Linked DNA regions of Homo sapiens: region 1 is linked to region 2. A link is a loop called in an ENCODE intact Hi-C map of the cell type or tissue named here. Cell type or tissue: IMR-90. All regions are shown on one strand. Each heading gives the region's core, and the rest is flanking DNA. Links, peaks and the distances in the headings are about the cores only.

Region 1 (11,389 bases), core at 2,326-10,325, 180 kb after region 2:
TGGAGGACTTACATACTTGTTATCAAAATTTGCCATGTAGCTCCAGTAATCAAGACATCTTAGTATTGCCACAAGCTCAGGTATATAGAGCAACGAAAACTGTAAGACTCTTGTCTCATACTGCACAAAAAATTAACTGAAGTGGATCATAGGTCCATATATAATAGATAAAAACCACAATGATATACTACTAAATACCCACTACAATGGCTATAGTAAGACAGTAGCTTGTGTTGGTGAGGATGAAGAGAAACTGGAATCCCCACACATTGCTGGTATGAGTTTAAAATGGTGCAGCTCCACTGGAAGTAAGTTTGGCAGTTTCTTAAAAAGTTAAACTTACCATGCAACCCAGAAATTCCACTTCTTGGAATCTATTTAAGAAAAATGAACTCATGTTGATACAAAGACATGTCTGTGAATGTTTCTAGCAGTGTTATTCCTAATAGGTCTAACTGAAAACAATTGAAATGCCCATCGATTGGCCAATGGTTAAATAAATGTGGTATACCATACCATGGAACACTGTTCTATAATTAAAAGCACACAACTAATATATGTACTAGAACATGAATGAACCTTAAAAACACTGTGCTAAGTAAAAGAATCCAGACGAAAATAGCCTATGTATTGTGTAATTCCATTTATATGCAATGTCTAGAAAAGACAAGTTTATAGAGACAAAGCAGATGATTGTGCCTAACTAAAGCTGGGGATGGAAGACAGGATTGACTGCAAATGGATGTGAAGGACCTTTTTTGGGGAGTATGAAAATGTACTAAGGTAGGATTGTGGTGGTGCTTGTGCAACTATAAATTTAGTCAATTTGAATTGTACACTTACAGTGGGCACATTTTATAGTAGGCAAATCTTATTTTAATTAAGCTGTTAACTGTGAAAAGAAAGAAGCAAAAAGTTGTTCTCCCTTTGAAATGTTAAAATAATATGTGTTCTTAGAGAAAAATAATAAAACAATTCCTTTTTTATTCTCTAACTTTTTGTGTGTCTGCAAAAAGAAGTTGGTTATTTTGATTAGAGATGATAAGTAATATAAATATTATATTATATATTATAAATGTAATTCACATATTGCATATTGATAACAAATTATATATTTTATATATTTATAATATAATTATGTTTTATATATTTATAATATGAAGTACTATATATTACATTTTATAATATATATTTGTTTAATTTAATATAAGGATAATTAATATAAATATTTAATTACACAAGGTATGATAATTAGAGAAATATGAATATGAATATGAATATATAATTTTATGCTTAAGAAATGTTTAATAGCTTATTCATGGGACAAAGTTAATATGATATGTATGTATTATTTAATATGCTGGTAAGTTAGTTGTTTTTTAAAGCTATGAGTAAAAGTTTTAACATTACTTATTTTTATACTTGTCTCTGCATGCCTGAATACATGCAGAGACATGTATTCAATTTTTACTCCAAATTATTACAAAAATGACGTAAAACAGAAAAAAATGAGTGTCATTTTTATGTAACATGACTGGCCTATTTTATGCTTAGATTGTAGAAGTTTCTTTTTGTGATTTAATTATTCTGTTAAATTTTGGTGCCTTTTGTACGCACTTAAATCAGTTTTCAAGAAACTTCATGTTTAGTTTTCTTAATTGATTCTTAATTAGAACAGTTACTTACAAAATATTTATAATGTTGCCTGAAATTATTTGACTTTGTATCATGTCCTTTATAATGATTTTTTTTACCCTTCCAAAATTCAGAATAATTTTGCTCTTTCACCCTATAAAATAAAGGAAAATAGGAATAATTAGGTTTGTTGAAACTCTTCAGGTTTTAAATACTTCAAAACTGTTATGAGAGTCCTTCAACTTTGGGATTTAAAAACATACAAAAGATTTTCCAAACATGTCAAATCCAGAAGAGAGCTGATGTTAATTTTATATTAGTAAAAAGTATTACTAGAATTAGCTTTTAGTAATCATATACTTTTCAAGTTAAAAGAAGTATGTTCCTTTTTAAGCATACACACAGAAACAGTAACTATTAAAAGAATTTTCTCCAAGTTTCTAGATTCACAAATCCCTTTTTACTTTTTGTTTATAAAAAATCTCAGTAAGTGTTGACCCAATTATGTGGGAATCATTAGGGACCTACTGCTTATTTTAGTCTTTTGTTAGCTCTAGTAGCCAAGCTATATCGACCTTGTTTAAGATCTATAACAGCAATAGCAAAATGTATGAAAACTTCCATTGACTTAGTTCTAGGATCTCTACTACACTTAACAATTTCTCATCTTACACAGATTCTTTTATTGACAGTCATGTGACATCTATGAAATATTACCGCCTTACCCTTCAAAGGTCTACATCCATTGCTGCTTCCCTCTGAACCCAGGCATCATCTTTTTTATTTTAATTTGTATTTTATTTTGTTGATTGATTTATTTTTTATCTGATGAAAGAGGACCCAATAATTTCCAGCCTTTTGGGAACTATTCACAATCATGCAAACCTTCTAGCCAAGATAAATGTGATTTTATTTTGATTTTATGTGGTTCATACTGAAAAAGAAAAGCTAAAAATTATAAAGCCATTTACGTGATCAGAAACTTAAATTTGGCCTTGCAATACAAGCTTCTCTCAGAAATTGAATAATTCCAGTGGGCTGACTTAATTGCCCTCACTCAGATATGTCAGCTGCCCAGAGATAAAGAAGGTGTTATAGCACGTATGATTTTTAGGTTAGTTCATGACTTTGAAATGCTTTAGAAGAAAAGAGATGTCCTGACTAATACAAGATGGTGAATTAAAACCCTAATTTGCCTGCAGACAGTGCGCTCTGGATAAATATCAGATTAGCAATGTCTCAGCAATGGTAGGGATCAATGATCTACATCCTGATGCCTGACTAGTTTGCTTTGGCCAAAAGAGGGTAGAAAGAAACAGAGACGCAACCCTTCATATTTGAGAACTGGTCTAGCACTGTTAGTTCTTGGTGTTGCTAGGAGTAGAACAGGCACTCACAGCTAGGTCATAATATTCTCTGGCTGAGTATAAACAATTTCACTGAGTACCAGCATCAGAAAAGGCCACTCTGTGATGGTGGTGAATCAAGACAAAAAGAAGACCACTCCAGTCATGTCTGAATGCAGACAGAAACGTGAACCTTATCTAAACTACACAAATGACCAAACACTCCTCATTCCCAGCTAATATGTGTAACAGTGGCTTATTCACCAACCACAGCTTTAACCTTACTTCCTTCCAAATTGTAGATCACATTTTTAAAGTATTCAATCATAGTGTTAACACCACTTCCTGATGGCCTCCACTTCAGAGCAAAAGTCCGATTCTGTAAAACATCCCCTAAAGCACTGGTAAGCACTGAATGTTTACATTTCTCCAAATTCATATGTTGAAATTCTAACCCCCAAGGTGACTGTGGTAGGAGCTGGGGCCTAGGGAGGTGTTTGAGGAGTGAAGGTAGAACTCTTATAAATAGGATCAGTGTTTTTATAATAGGGACTCCAGAGAGCTCTCTCACCCTCTTTCTGCCATGTGAGGAAACAGCAAGGAATTGGCATTCTGCAACTCAAAAAAGGATCCTCCCTGGACCCCAACCATGGTGGCATTGTGATCTTAGACTTCCCAGACTTCAGAAATGTGAGAAATAAATTGCCGTTGTTTATAAGCCACCCAGGCTACAGTACTTCGTTATATAGCAGCCAGAGCTGATGAAGACAGGAATCTAACTAAAGTCCCACATCCTATACTGTCTTTTTTAACATGCTCTTACTGAGAGACACCACAGTTCTCCACAGTGTTTTCCCTTATTTCAATGAGTGAGAAACAACTTGTTCAGCCACAGGTCTGTTTCTGGTGATGTTGCTGTAAGATGCCACTGTGGGCACACTGTCTATGGGTTAACCCTCCTCTGCAAGGAGCAGTGCCTCTGTTGCTATAGGCTACTGCTTCAATAAAGTTGCTGTCTAACACCACCAGCTTACCCTTACGTTCTTTCCTGGGTGAAGCCAAGAACCAGGCTAAGCCCCAATTTGGGGGCTTTTCTGTCCTGCATTGCTTTGAGGTAGGGTGAGACTCCTCATTAGAGCTCAGAGAAACCCTCTTGCTCAAAATTAGAATAACTGGTAAATCATAATAAAAAATAATAAACATTTACTGAGCCCTCACTATACCATGCATTCTTCTGAATCTTTTGTGATTTTAACCTTATAAAAACTCAGGGGCAGGTGCTACTCTTAGCCTTATTTACTAAGGGTAAGACTGAGCTACAGAAGTGTCCAGGGAGCTTGCCAGAAGTCCCAGAAATAGGAGAAATGATGCAGTGCATTGGCCTGGGCTATTCTGGTCCAGGGTCCATGCCTTTACACACCACAGTATGTGTCCCAGTGAGAACCTGGCCCTTCCCTCTCCTTCCATGTCCAGAGCTCTCAGCCTGGTTCACAAAGCCCTTATGCTTGAATTTCTCTCCTTGAAAGTAGCAGGACAATGTTGGGGCAGTGAGTTGAAAAGGAAATTGAACTGTCCAGCCCTGGCAGAGACTCCTTCAAATTGTGACATTTCACATTGCTGCTAATTTCTCTTTTGCACAAAGTTGTGAACTAAAAGCAGGCTGAAGCCAAGGGTGGCTTGCAGGTTCGACCCATTCCGGTCAGAGGCTGCAGTTGCTGTGAATGTATCTGAGTTTCTCACTGACTTATCTACCTCTGCCAGTGGAAGCTGGACCACTTATGATTCAAGCCTTGAGTCATTAGTTTTCTTCCACACCCATGGAAATGACAGCTGGGTTGATTCCCAGTGTGTGTCAGGATGAAGCCTGGTCCCCTGTGGTGTTTAGTGTTCCTGAGGCCCTGAGCCCCCCGCAGAGGATGCATCAAGGGTGTAGTGACTGTTCGTGGGGCAGCGACATCCCAATAGACAGCATGCTTCTTTCTGCAAAAAATTGATTTCTCTGAGAAAAAGCATCGCACATCCAACCCAAAGCCAAGTCTCATTTCTTTCTCTTCCTCCTTCCCCCAGAGTTGTTGCATACCACAGCCTTGCACACATAAATACCTTTATTACACAGTTCTGTCTAATGAATGATAAATCAACTTATCTCCTATTCTACAAGGATGAACAGGAATGGTCTCACTGTTCATCTTCCTCCCAGGGTCCCTTCCTCAGGATGTCCTGCTTTCGTGTGTGTGTTTTATCCCCATAGGTCGGCTCAAGGAGAGGTTCTAGAAAGTGGGCACAGAAGTCCCTTCGGTTGGAAAACACTGGCTCCCATGACTCTGGTGGCTCAATGGCACAGTGAGAGACAGATAAGCATGGGCCTGAGCCTGCCTGTTTCCATAGGAGGCCTATAGCCCAGGCTGGTTCTGATGCTGTACATCCTGGAACAGACTGCATTTCTCTGAAGGAAACAGACCCAGAGAACAGAGGCACCATGCTCTCGGGTTCTCAGACAGTCTAAGCAGAGCAGGTCCCAGAGCCCAGAGCTACTGGACTGACCCCAGTCCTCTTGATGCCAGAGACAATATAGTCACTGCAAGAATTAAAGAAAGAGGAGAGAAACTTCAAGGGTGGCTTTACAGTCAACAGGGACAAGTTTATTTTAAATAAACCTGAGAGGGGCGGCTGGCCAAGCTAGGTCAGAGCCACACTCTCTTATGACCAAGAGTTTTTAAGAATTCAGGATAGGAGAGTTTATCAGAGGCTTGGATTGCTTCTGTGTCTCTTTGTTGTGCTTATCTGGGAAGGAGAGTTGTGTGTCTGTTCTCATATATCTTTCTGCAGCTGCAGGCATAGCCCCCTGAGTCTGCTTTTAGCTTCCCTATCTTAGTGCACCTGAAGGGAAAGGAATGTGCTTATTAAGGCCCACTGTTTTACTGGGGCCCGTTGTATGAGGGTGAACTTTGGCAGTTACCCAAGCGACTTGCCCCCTACTTTCCTCTGTGCCCGAGCTGTCTTATCTGTGTTTTACTGTCTGCTCTTTCTGGCTGCTTGTAGTTAGAAGAGAAGTGATTTCCTTGAAATGCATGAGGCTAGAAGGGGAGCTGGAGCTTAAAGTGGCGGTGTTTGTCTGAGATGACGGTGCTCCTGCTCTGTCAGTCTCAGCAGCATTTATTTCTTTTTCCTCCTCCTCTTTCTCCAGCAAAGGGCAGGTAGTTTAGTTGGTGGTTGCCTGGCCTCTCTTTAGCAAAACTCTAGCCCACTGCAAATCTCCCTGGGCAGTCGTGACTGGACGTGTGTTCACTGAGCCCCTGGGAGACAGGGCTGTGTCCTGAGTTCTGGGTCATCACGGCAGGCCCTGGAATTCAGCTCCGGGAGTACTGATCTCTGGCAAAAGCTATGTGCTTAAGGAAGGTGGACCCTCCCTAGGCCCAGGAGATGGATCTCACTAATCTAAACCAGTTATGGCATCCCTACTCCTCTTACTGCTGATGGTTTCAGGGACAGGCAGGTGACTGATTTCTGACCAGTCAGTTGTAAGTGTACATTTGCTGGTGTGTGTAGGGGGGGTGTCTGGAAAATTTTCACCTTTACAAAAATCCATGGGGAAAGAAAATCTGCCCATTTTTTGCCTTCACCAATGTGGTGAGAACATGATTCTTAGAGGTACTGCAGGCATCTCGTACCCAGGTGGGGTATCTTGTTCTCAAATGCCGATGCATTGGGGAAGACAGGTTGCAGCTGAGAAAGCAGTATTCACCCTTGAAAGTTCCCAGGGCTGCTGAGCCAACCTGAAATCGCCTTTATCCACCTTCCTGGGAGACAGGTTAACAGCATTCTCTCCTAGGGGTCACGGATCCTGGATTTTTTGTCCCTGTGTAGGAAGCGCCAACACATAGATACACTTGGCCTGAGAGAGGACAATGGCCTCCCAGGCTTGGGGACTGCAATGGGAAGGAAAGGGGGCTCTTCCTGAGACTTGGTGGAAGCTGCTATCAGCAGAGGCCCTTTGAATGCTCCAGTTACTCCATTGTTATTCATCTAGTGCCCACAATCCAAAAGATTATTCATTTGCTCAGAGCCGAAAGAGGAAATGAAATGGAAGGGAAGAAATGGGTTGGAGGCGCGGAAAAATGCACAAATGGCTAAGCTTAGGCTGACATCTTGTGGCTAAGCCCAAAAAAGGCACTTCACTAAGAAATGAACTGAGCAGCTGGGCAGCTCAGCAGGGGGGCAGCCTGCAGTCTGAAAACGGAACAGCAGCCTTTTAAATCCACTCTCACTTTTTCTTCATTCTCTTTTTTATTACATGTCAAATTTCTTCAGCAGTCTTTTTCTGTACTGTATAGCTATTAGAAAGAATATTTTAACTCTAATGACTACAGACTTAAATTTATTTCTGGCTAAAATACATTGTTATCTTGACTAATCCTGCTTCAAATTAAAACTGTTCACCCAAAATCAATTGATTATCTTTTTCTTTAAATTAGCAATGACATGCAATTGACTTGAGTAATCGTATAGTTTTCTACCTAGAAATTAATAAGCTGTGCCTCATATATTACATTTTTAATGACTAGGAAAACACCTTTTTCCCATTTTACACAGGTGGAAGCCAAGTGATGGCCAGGGTCACAGTGAGCAAATGGCAGATGGGATCTTGCATCCTAGTCCCTCAGAACCTACAGCCTGGAGGCGGAGTTAATGGTCACCACTTCCTTTGAATGCATAGGAACAAGCAGTCTGCATGTTGTCTCATTTAATCTTTAAAACCACCCTAGTGAGGTAAATTTTGTCTTTCCTGCCTTATGAATGAGGAAACAGAAATCATGGCTCTAGAGATTGGCTCCTGGGAAACTGAAGCTGGCTTATCTACTTCTAAAACCCATCCTTCTCATCTACCTCCCCTTTTAGAGATAACTCACTCTTCCCCCAACCCCTTCTTCCTTATCTTACACATACCTCTCCTACATCTGAGCTTCCAAGAAATTGTTAGCATTTGTTGCTATAGTTCTCCTTGAAATATTAGCCGATGAAGAATTATTATTGTTTTTCCCAGGGACATTTGCATAACAATAGATAAGGAGCTCTTGAACACAGAAAGCCTTTGGGGTTTAAAGGGAGCATGTCAGACTGCAAGAAATAATGGGACAAAGACATTTGGGGGCCAGGGAACAAAGATCTCCTTTAAATCACCTCACAGAGACTGTTCTGTCCTTGGCAGCCCAGGGCTTCCAGACATCAGGTCACATATCTGATGTAATTGAAGATCCAACTAAAGGCAAGCAGTTGTTTATTCAGCATCCTGGACGGATTTACCACCAGACTAATGCAAATGCCACCTGATAAGAGCTGGAAGATGGCCCTAAGCAAACAGAGGGTTCCCCCCACCCCTCCCACCACCATTATTTTGAGAAACAATATCTTTTATAATTCCAAAATACAAGGGGTCAGAGCATTTTAATTCTAATAAGCTTGAAGTTTTCATTTTGCTTAAAAAAATTTGAACAATGGCCAATTAGCTGGTGAGCAATACTTTATCTTTGGCACAGAATTGAACTCATGAAATACTTATTAAGGGCCAGGCAACCAGTCACCCTGCTAAGTACTTTTTCTAAATTACTTCATTTAATCCTGACAAAGCTGCCTATAAAGTAGCATTGGTACACTCATTTCACAGATGAGAGAATTGACTGTCAGTGGGATTGAGTGGCCCATCTGAGATTGCATAGCTGGTAAGGGCATGGTGGGATCTAAGTCGTTTCTAGATTCCAAGCTCTTGCTTTCTCTACATCCATAGTATTAATCTCTTTTCTTGTACTAAAATAAAATATTGGCGGTGAGCTTTTTACTTTCAGAATCACCCTCCTGCCTCTTTGGCACACAGGTAAGAAGGGTAGATAGAGACACAGACTCAGACACCGGAATCCTTTCTGTTATTTGTAGTTATAACCCAGGTTCCCTGCATTAAAGGAGCCCCCTTGTATGAGTCAGTTCTTGCATTGCTATACAGAAATACCCGAGACTGGGTAATTTATGAAGGAAAGAGGTTTAATTGGCTCACAGTTCCACAGACTGTACCAGAAGCACAGCAGCTTATTCTAGGAGGCCTCAGGGAGCTTTTACTCATGGTTAAAGGCAAAGTGGGAGGAAGTGTCTTACATGGAAGGAGCAGGACCAAGAGAGAGAGGGGGAGGTGCCATAAACTTTTAAACAACCAGATCTCATGAAAACTCACCCACTCTCATGAGAACAGCACTGAGGGGATAATGTCAATGTATCCATGAGAATTCTGCCCCCATGTTCCAATTGCCTCCCACCAGGCCCCACCTCCAGCATAAGGGTTTACAATTTGACATGAGATTTGGTGGGGACACAGATCCAAACCACTGAATTCTACCTCCTGCCCCATCCAAATCTCATGTCCTTCTCACATTGCAAAATACAATCATCCCTTGTCAACAGTTCCCCAAAGTCTTAACTCATTCCAGCATTAAATCAAAACTTCAAAGTCCAAAGTCTCATCTGAGACAAGGCAAGTCACTTCTGCCTATGAGCCTGTAAAATAAAAAACAAATTAGTTACTTCCAAGATATAATGAAGGTATAAGCATTGGTATACTCCTGTTCCCAAAGGGAGAAATCAGCCAAAAGAAAAGGGCTACAGGCCCCACACATCTGAAACCCAGCAGGGCAGTCATTAAATCTTAAAGCTCCAAAATAATCTCCCTTAACTCCATGTCTCACATCCAGGGCACACTGGTGCAAGGGGAGGGGTCTCAAGGCTTTGGGCGGTTCCGCCCCTGCGGCTTTGCAGGGTTCAGCCCCTGTGGCTGCTCTCATGGGTTGGCATTGAGTGCCTGTGCCTTTTCCAGATGCATGGTGCAAGCTGCTGCTGGATCTACCATTCCAGGGTCTGGAGGATGGTGGCCCTCTTCTCATAGCTCCACTAGGAAGTGTCCCATGGGGACTCTGTGTGGCTCCTTTTTTCTTATGCAAATTTCTGCAGCCCACTTGACTTTGTCTCCTGAAAACGGGCTTTTCTTTTCTACCACATGTCCTGGCCACAGATTTTCCAAACTTAGTCTTTACTTTCCTTTAACATATAAGTTCTGGTTTTAGGTCATTTCTTTGCCCGTGCATATGAGATAGGTTGTTAGAAGCAGCCAGGCCAAACCTTGAACACTTTGCTGCTTAGAAATTTCTTCCACTAGATATTCTAAATCCTCATTCTCAATTCAAAGTTCCACAGATCCCCAGGGCAGGGGCACAATGCAGCCAACCTCTTTGCTAATGCATAACAAAAGTGACTTGCTCCAGTTCCCAATAAGTTCCTCATCTCCATCTGAGACCTCCTCAACCTGGACTGTATTGTTCATATCACTATTAGCATTGTAATCAAAACAAATGTATAAGTCTCTAGGAAGTTCCAAACTTTCTCTCATCTTCCTGTTTTCTTCTGAGCTCTCCATACTCTTCCAACCTCTGCTGGTTACCCAGTTCCAAAGCTGCTTCCACACTTTCAGGTGTCTTTAGAGCAATGCTCTACTCCTTGGTACCAATTTTCTGTATTAGTAAGTTCTCGCATTGTTATAAAGAAATACCTGAGACTGGGCAATTTATAAAGAAAAGAGGCTTAACTGGCTCACAGTTCTGCAGACTATACAGGAAGCAAAGTGGCATCTGCTTCTGAGGAAGCCTCAGGGAGCTTTTACTCATGGTGGAAGGCAAAGTGGGAGCAGATATTTTACATGGCAGAAACAGGGCCAAGAGAGAGAAGGGGAGCGGTACTACATGCTTTTAAACAACCAGATCTCATGGTAACTCACTCACTTTCATAAGAACATCATCAGAGGGATGGTGCTAACTCATTCATGAGAACCCTGCCTCCATCATCCAATCACCTCCTATTAGGTCCCACCTCCAAAACTGGGGATTACAATTTGACATGAGATTTGTTGGAGATGCAGATCCAAAAATATCGCCCCCTTTTCTTTACTGTCTAGGGGCCCCAAGTCTGAGCCCCATATGGGTGATAGCAGGTTTCTGGGAACCCTGAGGAATACTGGAAGGTTCCATGGGTCCACTTGCGCCTTCAGTATCTCCTGCTCCAGGCTGAGGCTCAATCCCCTCCCTCTATCTCTTCCTGAAGCCTGTGATCCCTTTTCTACTTCATAATTATCATCTCTGGTCTGTTTTCCCAAAGCATTGTACAAAAGATGATTTCCCAAGAACAAATAACCCGTAGCTTTTGAACACAACAGACCTCACTGACTCCTGATAACACAAGGGAATTTCAATGCAGAAAAGGGAAAATTAAGATAAAATACCAGGATACCCTTTTCCTGGAATTTCCTAGAACTTGTTTCTTCTCTCGGAACCTCTCTGCTTCCCACTCTGAGAGTTGAAGCTTTTAATGGCCTT
Region 2 (11,389 bases), core at 2,094-10,093:
GTGGTGGGATGCAGGCGCCTGGCATGGCCACTAAGAAGCCCTGCTGCTGGAGTTGTTTCTCTGTGTAGCTGATGGGAATATTTGCCAGTAAAATGCCAGTTGTCTACTTAATTTCAGCCATGATCAAAATGGTTAAGACCTAACTTTCATTTACTGGAGCCAAGTTCTATTTATTTGCAGTTGGGTTTTGTTTACTCTGCTTAAAGGAGATGCCCAGTCTGCTCTCTCTCAGCTGATCTGTGTTCCCACGAATCTAGGCCTGAATGACAGGTGTTTAGATAAGGGCTATTTGCTCCCCTCCCAGGCTGGCAGCAGGCACAAATCACACAGGGAAAAAGATCCATGCTTGAGGTTATGACAGCCCAGAGTCAATATGAGATTATTTCTTAAAATTGCAAGTTAAGGCCTACGAGTTGTCAGTTATACCAGAACAGGTTTTCTCAGCCTTAGCACTATCGACATTTTGAGCTAGATAACTCTGTGTTGTAGGGGCTGTCCCATGCATCGTAGGATGCTTGGCAGCATCCCTGGCCTCTGTCCACCATATGCCAGTCACACACTACTGCAGTTATAATGACTGAAAATCGCCAAATGTGCCTAGGCTGGGGCAAGGACAAGCTCACCCTGGAGAACTACTATGTCTAGAGTGCTCCCAAAGACTTCATCAACAGTACATACTCTCTGGGCTGGCTGGAGGAGGTAATGGTAGGTGATGCAGAAAGTGAGCTGGTAGAAACTGGAAATGCAAACTTTGCATTTCCCACAGTAGGACTGGGAACATCCAGAACCCTAACCATGGGGGCAGAAGTACTGGAGTTAAAAATGTTAAAAATAAAATGAAACCAAGCTTCTTATTATTATTATTTTAGAGTTGGGAGAATTCACTTTTTTTTTCTTAAAAGGAATAAAGGCACACTTCTGCTGCTGCTCATTATCCACTCATGCAGCAGAAAAAATGTGCACTCAGGGACTAATGAGATTAGCGGGCTGAAAGAAATCCTATGTCTATCCTCAAGTCTCCTTTGTAGCCACACTCCTCCTTGTCTTAAAGTTGAACAGCCTTCACTTCCTTCCTTTTAATATTTTTCACTTTTCTATCATTATAGGAGATATCCCCCTCAATTTGCCTAACGTCAGGATTGTTTGAGAATTGATTCAGGATTGGGCACTCTGAAATAATGTCTCCTTGGCTTATGGACTAGACATCAGCCCATTCCTACCCGCTGGCTCTGGAACAAGAATTGCACCCCAGGTTACTCCTACCTTGGGGAAAACAGGCAGATCTTTTGTATTGATGGCAATCACTAACAAAGTTCAGCAAGCAGCTGGGGGTTGGGCGTGCTGTCCAGGTAGGGGCATCCGGGCCACCCATCAACAATTTCTACCAGTCATAAAGGCAAGGAGTGTTTTGATCTTGAATAACCCAGCTGCGAAACGCCTTTGAAACTCTGGGGCAGTCAAAGGTAGTGGAAAGATCAACTCAAGTTAGCAATGCCTTGAGAGGATATTTCTGAGGAAGCCTTCACAAGCCGGCCAGCCTCCAAGCTGCTGTGCCATATATAGAGTCATCAAAAAGACAGATAACCCACGTCTGACAGCTCCCATTGGTGGCTCTGTCTCAGGTCCCTGTGTCATATAACCAATTCTAAGTCATTTCTCTGTTTAGCTAGGAAAGGTGAGCCTTTCCGCACTGGTCAGCTTGCTGCAGGCCTCCGAGTCGTAAAATGTGTCCTGTTATTTACATACCTGTAGACACCCTCCACCAGGATGAGAATCTTTTTCCAAGCTCTGCGGGTTCGAGGCTGGCCATAGATGACAGCATCTCTCAGGAGCTTCTCTAGGCTTTGTGTGTCTTTAAATAATACCAAAAAAAAAAATTGAGTCATGAAAGGGTTTACTTTTCCTTTTCCACTTTCTTTTTCCAGATGTTTTATGTTCACACTCAGACCTAAACTTTCAGAGAACAAATTCAGAATCAGAGAACCCTTAGGGAGAGAGAGACAGAGGTCTATTTTTCAGTAGAACTTAACTCTGACAAGACAAATAGTTGGATTTGTACAAGTAGGCAGAGTAAACTCTCACCAGTGGGGCATGGTTTCCTAGGCTCTTAAAGGCTCTCCCCGCCTGCCTTAGAGAGATTGAAATTCTACGTTAAATGCATCTCTTAGGTCTAAGCTTTGTTGCAGGCTGAAATGAACTCTGAGAGACATAATTAATACCACTCATCAATCGTGTAGACATGAGCATGTTAGAGTTTAGCTGAGTTTGCACGGATCTCACTTCCTACACTTTGAGCCTTGATTTCTGACATCCCCCAGTCTTAGAAGTTTCAAAACTTTAAAGCAGTGGGACAATTAAGCCTCTTTTTCAAAATATTTGGGGATCTCTGAACACAATAATAGCTCACAGTTATTGAGCCCTATCTGTGTGCCAGGCACCCTTCTAAGCTCAGTTTTTGTCATACCTCATTTAATCCTCATAAGAACCATCTGGAGGAAGTACTAGTAGCATTTCCATTCTGTGGTTCAGGAAACTGAGACACAGAGGAGTTGAGTAAACTGCCTGAGGTCTATCATAAGCAACAGAATCAGGATTTGAACCCATGTAGTCTGTACTGTAATCCACATTTGTAACACTACCCTTTGCTGCCTTATGTGAAAGCCATTGTCCCTTCTTCTCAAATGAAATGGTGATGTAGAACAAGGGAGGATGAATGTCTGGCAGAATAATCTTGTTAACTTCTAATGTCAAATATAATCAATAGTGACAATTCATTTATCTGCTATCAGAGGTTGATGACTGGGCTTGGGTTGAGAGGTCATTTAGAAGAACTTGCCTACCAACCTAGCTGTTTGGTATATATGTACATGTGTGTGTATTATTTTGTTTTTAACATTTAAGCCTAGCAAGAAAAAAATGGCCGAGGTTTATGGGCATATTTTTTAGACTGATTATATTTGTACTGTGTATTTTTTGCATTTCCTAAGCTTTCCCTTTTTTGAGAAGATGAAACTGAAATACTTAGGTCCAGAATCCAATCTTAATTTTAAAAGATGGAGATGCTACTTAACTGCTGGCTTGACTGTTATGCAATGTTCACCAGGCATTAGAAACACCATTTAAAATGCTCACAAAAGGTGACATCTAGCAAAGCTAAATCTTTGAGGTCAGGAGTTCGGGACCAACATGGTGAAACCCAGTCTCTACTAAAAATACAAAAAATTAAGTGGGTATGGTGGTAGGCACCTCTAATCCCAGCTACTTGGGAGGCTGAGACAGGAGAATTGCTTGAACCCAGGAGACGGATGTTGCAGTGAGCCGAGATCACACCACTGCACTTCAGCCTGGGTGACAGAACGAGACTCTGTCTCAAAGTGAAAAAAAAAGATAAATCTAAAGCTGCATAGTCAGTACTGGTTTTGACCACTACAGACAAAGCTCTCAAGAAGCGTATGTGCATTGGCTTATCACTCACTGGTCTAGGCTCAAATTAGCTGCAGTTCTTGGTCTCAATGGAGAGCCCTTCAACTTTGTCTTTGAGTCTCCAGTCTGTGCTCAGATCTGTTTTAGGGCTTCCCCCAAAGCTGAGTGAATGCATTAGTGGCTGCATTAACTTTTCCACACTGCAACTCTGCCACATTCAATGAGGCCACAAGATAGTTCTTTGAAATAGAGTTGTGAATATATTTGTGTGTGTGTGTTTCTTTTTAATTATCAAGTACATTTAAGCAAACCACATTTAAATAAAGGTGACTTCCTATGACTTGGAGTGGGATAGGACAAGTCAGAATTTGATAGTGCAATATCAGAACCTCATCTCTGAGAGGCCCCTGTTAGCATGGCACCTTCCAAGCTGTCCTCAGCATCCACCCACTAGAGACTGGGTATCGGGTCCTGAAATTCAGAAAAAGCATGTGACATGAATAAGATGCTGCATACTAGCAAGATCTCTTGGAAATCCAAACAGTAGTGTTAATACACTATTTGACTTCCTTTAACATCCTTAAGAAAACATCACATAAATAATGAAAAAATAAAGGAAATATATAATGAAATAATGAAGAATTAAGGGAATAATTCTTTATTCAAATATATAAAGCCTTAGGTATTAGATATAGTATGCTACCTGTATGCTACCAATAATATCTGGCATGTTATCAGAACCAACAGATACAAAAAAAAAAAAAAGGTCATTTTCCTTTCCTTTCTTTAATCACTAGCCAGAAACTAACTCTTTAGGTGCTTTGTCAGTTTAAATGTGGAATTAATCAATTTCACCAAGATCGTAAGGACCCGTGAAAGAAGAATTGGAAGAATGGTGGATCTTTGTTTTATTTCATGCCACTTTCCTTTTCTTTGTTTTTTTCTCTTTTTATCTGCAAAACAGGCCTCCTGATATCCTGGCATCACTATTGTGTTCTTTTCACATAATATTACCTAATTGACAAATTTACAGAGCTTTCTTCAGTTCTTGTTCTACTTGACCGTGGGCAGCATTTGACACAATTCAACACACACTTATCTTTTAAGCTTCTTCCCTCTGCCATCTGGACACCATTTTTCATTAGTTTTTCTTATTCCTTTTCCCACTATTTCTAGTATTCTTTGTGAGCACTATTTCCTCTTTTAACCCATTTTCCTTTTATGTTTTCTCCTTGACTTTTTTTTCTATTTTCTCATTAATCTTCCAGTGGTTCTCAACCTTCAGGATGAATAGAAATAATCATCTGGGTAACCAGTTAAAATGCAGATTCTCGAAATTTCTACTCAGAGATTTTGAATCAGTTGGTGTGGGTCAGGGCCCAGACGTTTGTATGCTCAGTATCCCTGGGGTCTGGAACCCATAACGCAAAGCGAGACCTCTACTTTGATCGATATAATGTTTTTCTTACCATTTTTTAGACAAATATGGGAACCTCAAACCCATTTCCAAGATGGAACTTGCTGCAGACTACATTACTGGCCCATTTTCCACCTCATTTGAGTTCCTTCTTCTGTGACTTTGCAGTCCTTTCCTCTCACCAGTGGAGAACGTTTCCCTGCCCCTTGGCTTGGGTTCAGCCAAGTGACTTGCTTTGGCTAACGGAATACAGAGAAGAGACAGTTTGCTAGTTCCAAACCTAGATCTGAAGAGGTCTTATGCATTTCTACTCTTTCTCTTGTGCTTCTGCTAGTGACAGGAAAAGAAAATGCCCAGGCTAGCCCCCTGGTCTCAGGTTGGCCCTGGGAGAGGATTAATGGCACGTAGGGCACGGTTACCCCAGCTCACCTGCAGCCTCCAGTGAGAAATACTTGCTGATTATTATTGGCAACTGAGGTTTGTTCCAGTAATAGTTGCCTAATACAATCTCGAATGGCCCTTCCTGATATAGCCTCTGCCTGTCTTTCTGACATAGTTTGTCAACATCCCCCAACACACAGCCTCCTGATTCTCCTCCATGCTTTTTTTCCTCTTGTCTGTCTGGAGAATGCTCACTCATCACTGAAGTCTTAACCCAAACTCTTCTCGTCAATAATACAGAACAGAGTTAAGGGCTTCCTCCTTGGTGTCCCTCCCGACTTGTCTATTATTTTTTAAGCACTCATCGCGATGTTCGTTTTTTGCTTTCATGTCTCTCTTCCATGAAGTCAGGGACCTCGTCCTCATCCTTCTCGCCCTAGTCTTAGTACACAGTACTAGGCTCAATCATTACCTAATAATTGCATCAATGTTCTTTTCCTGGAGAAAGAACGTAGACTAGGAGACAGGCAAGGAAATGCCACTTGTGGATAGAAATAAGAATTATTAGAAAAGATAAATATCTCCTACCTGCAATATATTTTCAAAAATTGATGGTATCTTTTGTTTTGTTTTAAAACGAGCAGATAGATATTTTTTGAACGTTCCCAAGAGCGTGTTTTAGCGTACATTATTAACCACTAGATGGCAGCCAAGGAAACAAAAAGCGGCTTTCTTGTTTTGAAATTTTCAGTTAATAAACTTTCACCTATTTGGGTATCTTCTTTTCACTTTTGCTTTAGGCAGAGTTCCTAAAATATTGAAGAAAACCTTGCGACTTGGAGAACCAGTCTTCCTTTCCTATAATCTTTTATTTATTATGTCTATAATATTTTATACTATTATTCATCTTCTATAACCAAATCCTCTGAATGGAATAAAGAGATGGTGAATAAAAGCATTCCTGTTAAGAATGTTTTCCCTTTGGGACTTGGAATTTATAAGTTTTTGTGCAGAAATGATAGATGGTAAATGTGGCTCCGACGACACTGGAATAAAAACTAAACCCAAGTGAACTAAATTAGTAGTCATTTTAAAATGAATATTCTAAGATTTGGAAAAAATATGTAAATTCAGAGGCCACTGTGTTGTTTTTGCACCAAAAAGGTCACATAAACACGATGGATTAATCCAGAATTTTAAAATGAACACCACGAGTCCTAAAGAGAAGCTTTTCTCCATTTTTAAAAATAACACGCAAGACATGAAAACAAGACTTTCGGTGGCCGCGCTGTGTTTTATACATTTTGCGGAGGGAAGCAAGAGGAATCCCAGTCTTTTCCAAGTCAGGGACTTCGTTGTGTTTGACTTGAATGGAGATAGCCATGGGAGTGGCTTTTGGTGGAGTTCACAGCCCCCCAGGGTCAACACACCAGGATTCTTGAGCAGAAGGAAAATCAATTAGCCATTTTTTTTTTCCTCCTGCAGGGGATGAACTCTCCGACCTCTTAGAATCACAGAAGCTACACAGGAAAAGGGAAGACTGCGCTCGGCCTGGATTCTGGCCCCACCTTAGCCCCTGGCATGTTCCTCTCTGGTTCTCTGTCGTTCTACAAGGCTACAGTGCGTGGGTTACAAACCCGCAGATTTAAGGGATTGTGATTTATGTTCTGTAGGCCTTATGGGATTCTACCGTTTCAGCAAGCTGCATGCTTACATCTGCAAGGGATTTTTTTTAAAATAATGATGCTTATTAAGGCACTTACACTTGCATTATGTTAATCCCCATGACACCTCTGAGAAGTAGGGAAGGACTGTTAGGTTTTTGTTTTTTGCAGATGAAAAAAACAATGCCAGAAGTTTTGTTAAAAAAAGTTCCCCAAACAAAAGCCCTCCAAACAAACCTGTTCTTGTTGATTTAATAAGAAAATTCTGAGATACGGAAATTAAAATAAAAGTATAATTTTGACACCATCTAGGCACACACACACGGTGCTATGGTACAGTGTGGTTCTTGAGTCACAATGACACACCACGGACTTAAAATGACCACTATTTGAGCATTAATAATGCCTTGGTGTTACTCAGCACAAAATTTGACTCACTAAGGAGGTTTCTTTTGGTTTGTAGAGGACTAAAAGGATTGAGCTGGTTTGGTGGTGTATTAGTCCATTTTCACGCTACTGATAAAGACATACCTGAGACTGGGTAATTTATAAAGAAAATGAGGTTTAATGGACTTACAGCTCCACGTGGCTGGGGAAGCCTCACAATCATGGCGGAAGGGGAAAGGCACATCTTACGTGATGGCAGACGAGAGAGTGGGAGCCAAGTGAAAGGGGAAAACCTTTATAACACCATTAGATCTCGTGAGACTTATTCACTACCACGAGAACAGTATAGGGGGAACCGCCCCCATAATTCAATTATCTCCCACTGGGTCCCTCTCACAACACATGGGAATTATGGGAGCTACAATTCAAGATGAGATTTGGGTGGGGACACAGCCAAACCCTATCAGATGGTTATAAATATCTAGCTATAAGAAATGAAAATGTGGAGACCATGTTCTGGTGCCTAGTGCAAAACAGTCCTAGCCTTTTGCCAGCATAGTTAACTGGATTACTGAATTACTAAATACTTGGAATAATCCAACTATGTGTCCAAAGCTACAATCAGGCTTAGGTGACAAATGCTCTTAGCCAGCCTGAGCCTGTGCCTGTTCTTACATTCAAAACCCTAATAATAGCAAGCCTCCTGGATCTGGAAAAGCTGAAGATGCAGTTTTGTGAAAAGAAAGCACAAGGCAGCAAGGGACCCAGAATCTTCCAAGAAGGTAGGGCATAGTTCATAGTGTGTCTTCCGGAAGAAAAAACCCAGACATTTAGCTTTCCTCTTATTTCACTGTCAAATGGCAACACTGTTGCATACATCAGGGCTTCCTCCTTTCTCTTCTCTTGTGCAGCTGTGGGTTTTCCAAAGGCCTAGATCTACTGTGAGATCTTCACTCACTGCCCATTTCTCAGTGCCCCTGCTCCCTCTCCTATGGATCCAGGAATGCGAGATTGGGGCTGAAACTCAGCCTCCACTTTCCATATGCTCCTGGTGTGGTTGGTGGTTTATTCTTTGTCATCCATGACCCCACAAAAACTACTTTCATCTGCATTTAGAGACACCCTTTGGTTCCCTACTCTCTGGGTTGCTCAGCAAAAATATTTTTGTGTCTGCCTATCAGCGGCACTCATATTTTGTAAATGAAAAGATGGATGGATGATGAATGAATGTCACTTTTTACTGTTCCTAGTCCCTTACCCCCCATCTCTATATCCACTCCTCTTATTCCTTTGGACATGCAGTTTCATCCTTCAAGATTCAGCCCAAATGTGAAATAGTAAGTAGCGGGTATTTAAATAGCTATGAATGATGACAAAGAAATTATTCTTACTTTTAAGATGGTGGTGGGGAGGACTGTCCCCCTTTTTTAGCCTTTCGGCGGAAACAAAATCACAATGACCAATTTTGTCAAGCAAAACAATTATTTTTTGAAAGTCACATTTATGGGGTCTGTTCTCCATGAGATCACAGAGGGCATTTTTGACTGAAAATCTGGTGCCTTTAAGTTTTATAAAGCAGATTGTGCAAGGACTTTGGCTCAGGTTTTCTGGATGGCTCTTTAAACATGTGGATAGATGTCGCACAGCCTTAGGCAGTTGAAAGAAGCAAAGGGATCTTCTTGGAAGAGTGCAAAAGACAGCTGAGAGCAGGTGACCTGGGTTGGGCTTATGGATGAGGCAGGTGCTAGGGACAGGGCCTGTTTACCCTGCAGGGGGAGGGGGTAATTGCAGCAACTTTTGACTCTGTAGGCATGAGATGAAGGACAGGCAGAACCTAGAAACCAGGGACAGGGTGTCCAATAGGCTTGGGCTCTGGGCTTGATGTAATGCATAGGATTCTGATCCTCAGGAAGGAGATTGTGGAATGAGACAAAGTACTGAGATGGGATCTCTAAATGAGGGGGCTCAATGCACCAAGGTGAGACATGATTCAGGGAACAGTGTAGGAGCCCAGTGGTTAGGATTCTCAGTCAGGTGGGTGCTGGCAGCATCTACCTAACCAAAACTGCCTTGGCCCTGGGAGAGGTGTACGGGAGATGGAGGCTACCAAGTATTACATTCATCACTCTGCCATCCAGGGGCAAACAGAGGGTAGAAAAGGCCAGGAAAGGAGGTAGCGTGTCATGCTTAAAAACGGAGACTCTGGAGTCAGACTTCCTAGGTTTACCAGCTCTGACTCTTACTAGCTCTGTGTATCTAAGTCACTTCACCACTTTATAGATGTTTCTTCTTCATCTGTCAAAAAGGAGATAAGAGTAGCAGGTGATTCATTTTGTAGTTATGAGGCTAAAATGAGTTGGTGAATGTAAATGGCTCATTACAATGAAGGCTCAATACCTTTTAATTATCATTAAAAGATAGGGAGGCAATTGCTGGCTTTATTAAGCAACCTAGTTTAGAAATCCAAGTTGGACATTGAAATATAAAAGATCATGGCTTGCAAAGTAGTCTAAGCCATGTTTACGGGTTTAACTTTTTACTTAAACAACCTCTCGAGCCCTTGTTCTGCAGACTAGGTAGTGCTCAGAGTTTTCTGGCAAACACTGGCCTTCTTTTTCTTCCTCCTCTTGGTCTTTAGTAGGCAGAGTTTTGGTTCTTCCTTTCCACTTTTTCTTTTAAACTACTCCAAATTCTTGACCTGCCTGGACCTCTGACCTCATGACAACTCTCTAAGCTGAAGAAACAGCTTTTCTCCGAGGCTAGCTTAAGAAAGTCTTAGTGACTCACTTGAGGACCGAGGTTGCCTGCAGTCTCGCTGCTCTGAGTGTGGTTCTGCATGACAGCAGCAGCAGCAGTAGCAGCAGCGGCACCCAGGAGCTTGTCAGAATGCAGGATCTCAGGCCCCCACCCAGACCTGCTCACTCAGAGTCTGCATTTTAACAAGAGCCCCCAAGTACCTCGTGTGCATATGAAAGCCTGAGAAATATTGGGGAAAAATAATTTCATTATTTGCTCATTTCCTCAAAATGCACCAGAAACACCATGGAGAACAAATGTGTTGGTTCCTGGTTGCAGCTGACTCTGTAGCTGAGGCCGTGAAATGGCTGGAGAATGGCTGGATAGCACAAGGGCAGCCTGAGGGTTGGCTATGTCCCTGAAGCTGCCCACAGTAGAAAATGCAAAGAGATCTTTTTAATACTCAGCGAGCAAGAATGCAGAGGCCAAACTTCAGCATTCTGAATTGAAATTGAGGCTACTAACAGGATAGGGCTCCATTAGCCATCACACTGGACTGAGTTTTACACAAGGGACCATAGCTTTCTGACTCCTACATATGGCCTGGCAGCAAATAGCTGGACTCAGCTAGTGGTTAAGAGTGTTAACAAGTGCTGTGCACATCCTGCCTATACCCTCTCAGCCCAGCTTCTTCATGCAAACACAGGCCATTCTTTGCCTAAGAGCTCTTTTTCTGGCTGTGGGAACATAGCCTGATTAGGGAGCAGCCTTCAATCAGTCACAAATGGGAATTTGTGGGTAAATACTTCAGCTCCCTCAGCCCACAGGTAGGGATAACAGTGAGTTATCTATCCTGGCACCCAGAGTTTCCTAGTAGAATCGAGGTCCTGTTGTCCACTCTGGTCACTTGCTTGACAATGCACCATGTTGGCTGCCTTCCTGTGCCCTGGTCACCTACTGGTGCTTCCTGTGCCCTGCTCACCTACTGGTGCTTCCTGGCATCACTTTCTGAATAAGTGACTTGTGATTACATCCGTGTCTCAAGGTCTGCTGCTGGGGGAAGCAAACCAAGACAAAAGCAACAGACTTGGGTCTGCATTTTGACCCCTGTGATTTATCATTTGCCTGACCTTAGGCAGGTCATATAATCACTTTGAGGATTAGTTTTCTCTTTAATAAAATGAGGATAATGAAAAGAACTCTGTATCTGGGTTGCTGTTAAAATTAAATGAACCAGTTAGCTAAGAACTTAATACCAGTGAAAGCTGAATAAATGATAGAGTAGTTATGACTCAGCTATTATCCACATGTACTATTATAGAAGAACTAATCTATGGTGATAAAAGATTCTGGTACTCAGGTGTTTTTTTTGTTGTTGTTG

Evidence for each region. Peaks named below come from ENCODE experiments on the same cell type or tissue, not always from the same donor. Only the 100,000 strongest peaks of a DNase experiment are listed, where the experiment ranks them.
Region 1: a loop joins it to region 2, with 12 times the contacts of the local background. A loop is called at or near these places in 74 of 110 quality-filtered maps.

Annotation. Positions count from the first base shown.
Region 1 is chr20:12,921,094-12,932,482 of GRCh38, reverse strand. It overlaps LINC01722 (long intergenic non-protein coding RNA 1722), which reads left to right. Exons shown (of 12, transcript NR_109868.1): 5 at 7,575-7,751. Among named protein-coding and RNA genes, the nearest start is that of LINC01723, 24 kb to the left of the region's middle. RefSeq lists a silencer at 5,765-5,965. In IMR-90, for the core only: a CTCF peak has its summit at 7,153 (motif pointing left); DNase peaks (open chromatin) are centred at 3,302 and 7,132; H3K27ac peaks cover 242 bases.
Region 2 is chr20:13,100,575-13,111,963 of GRCh38, reverse strand. SPTLC3 (serine palmitoyltransferase long chain base subunit 3) reads right to left here. Exons shown (of 12, transcript NM_018327.4): 7 at 1,747-1,852. It also overlaps a transcript of TASP1 not described here. Among named protein-coding and RNA genes, the nearest start is that of SPTLC3, 97 kb to the right of the region's middle. In IMR-90, for the core only: a CTCF peak has its summit at 5,913 (motif pointing right); no DNase peak of the experiment used is centred there; H3K27me3 peaks cover 215 bases.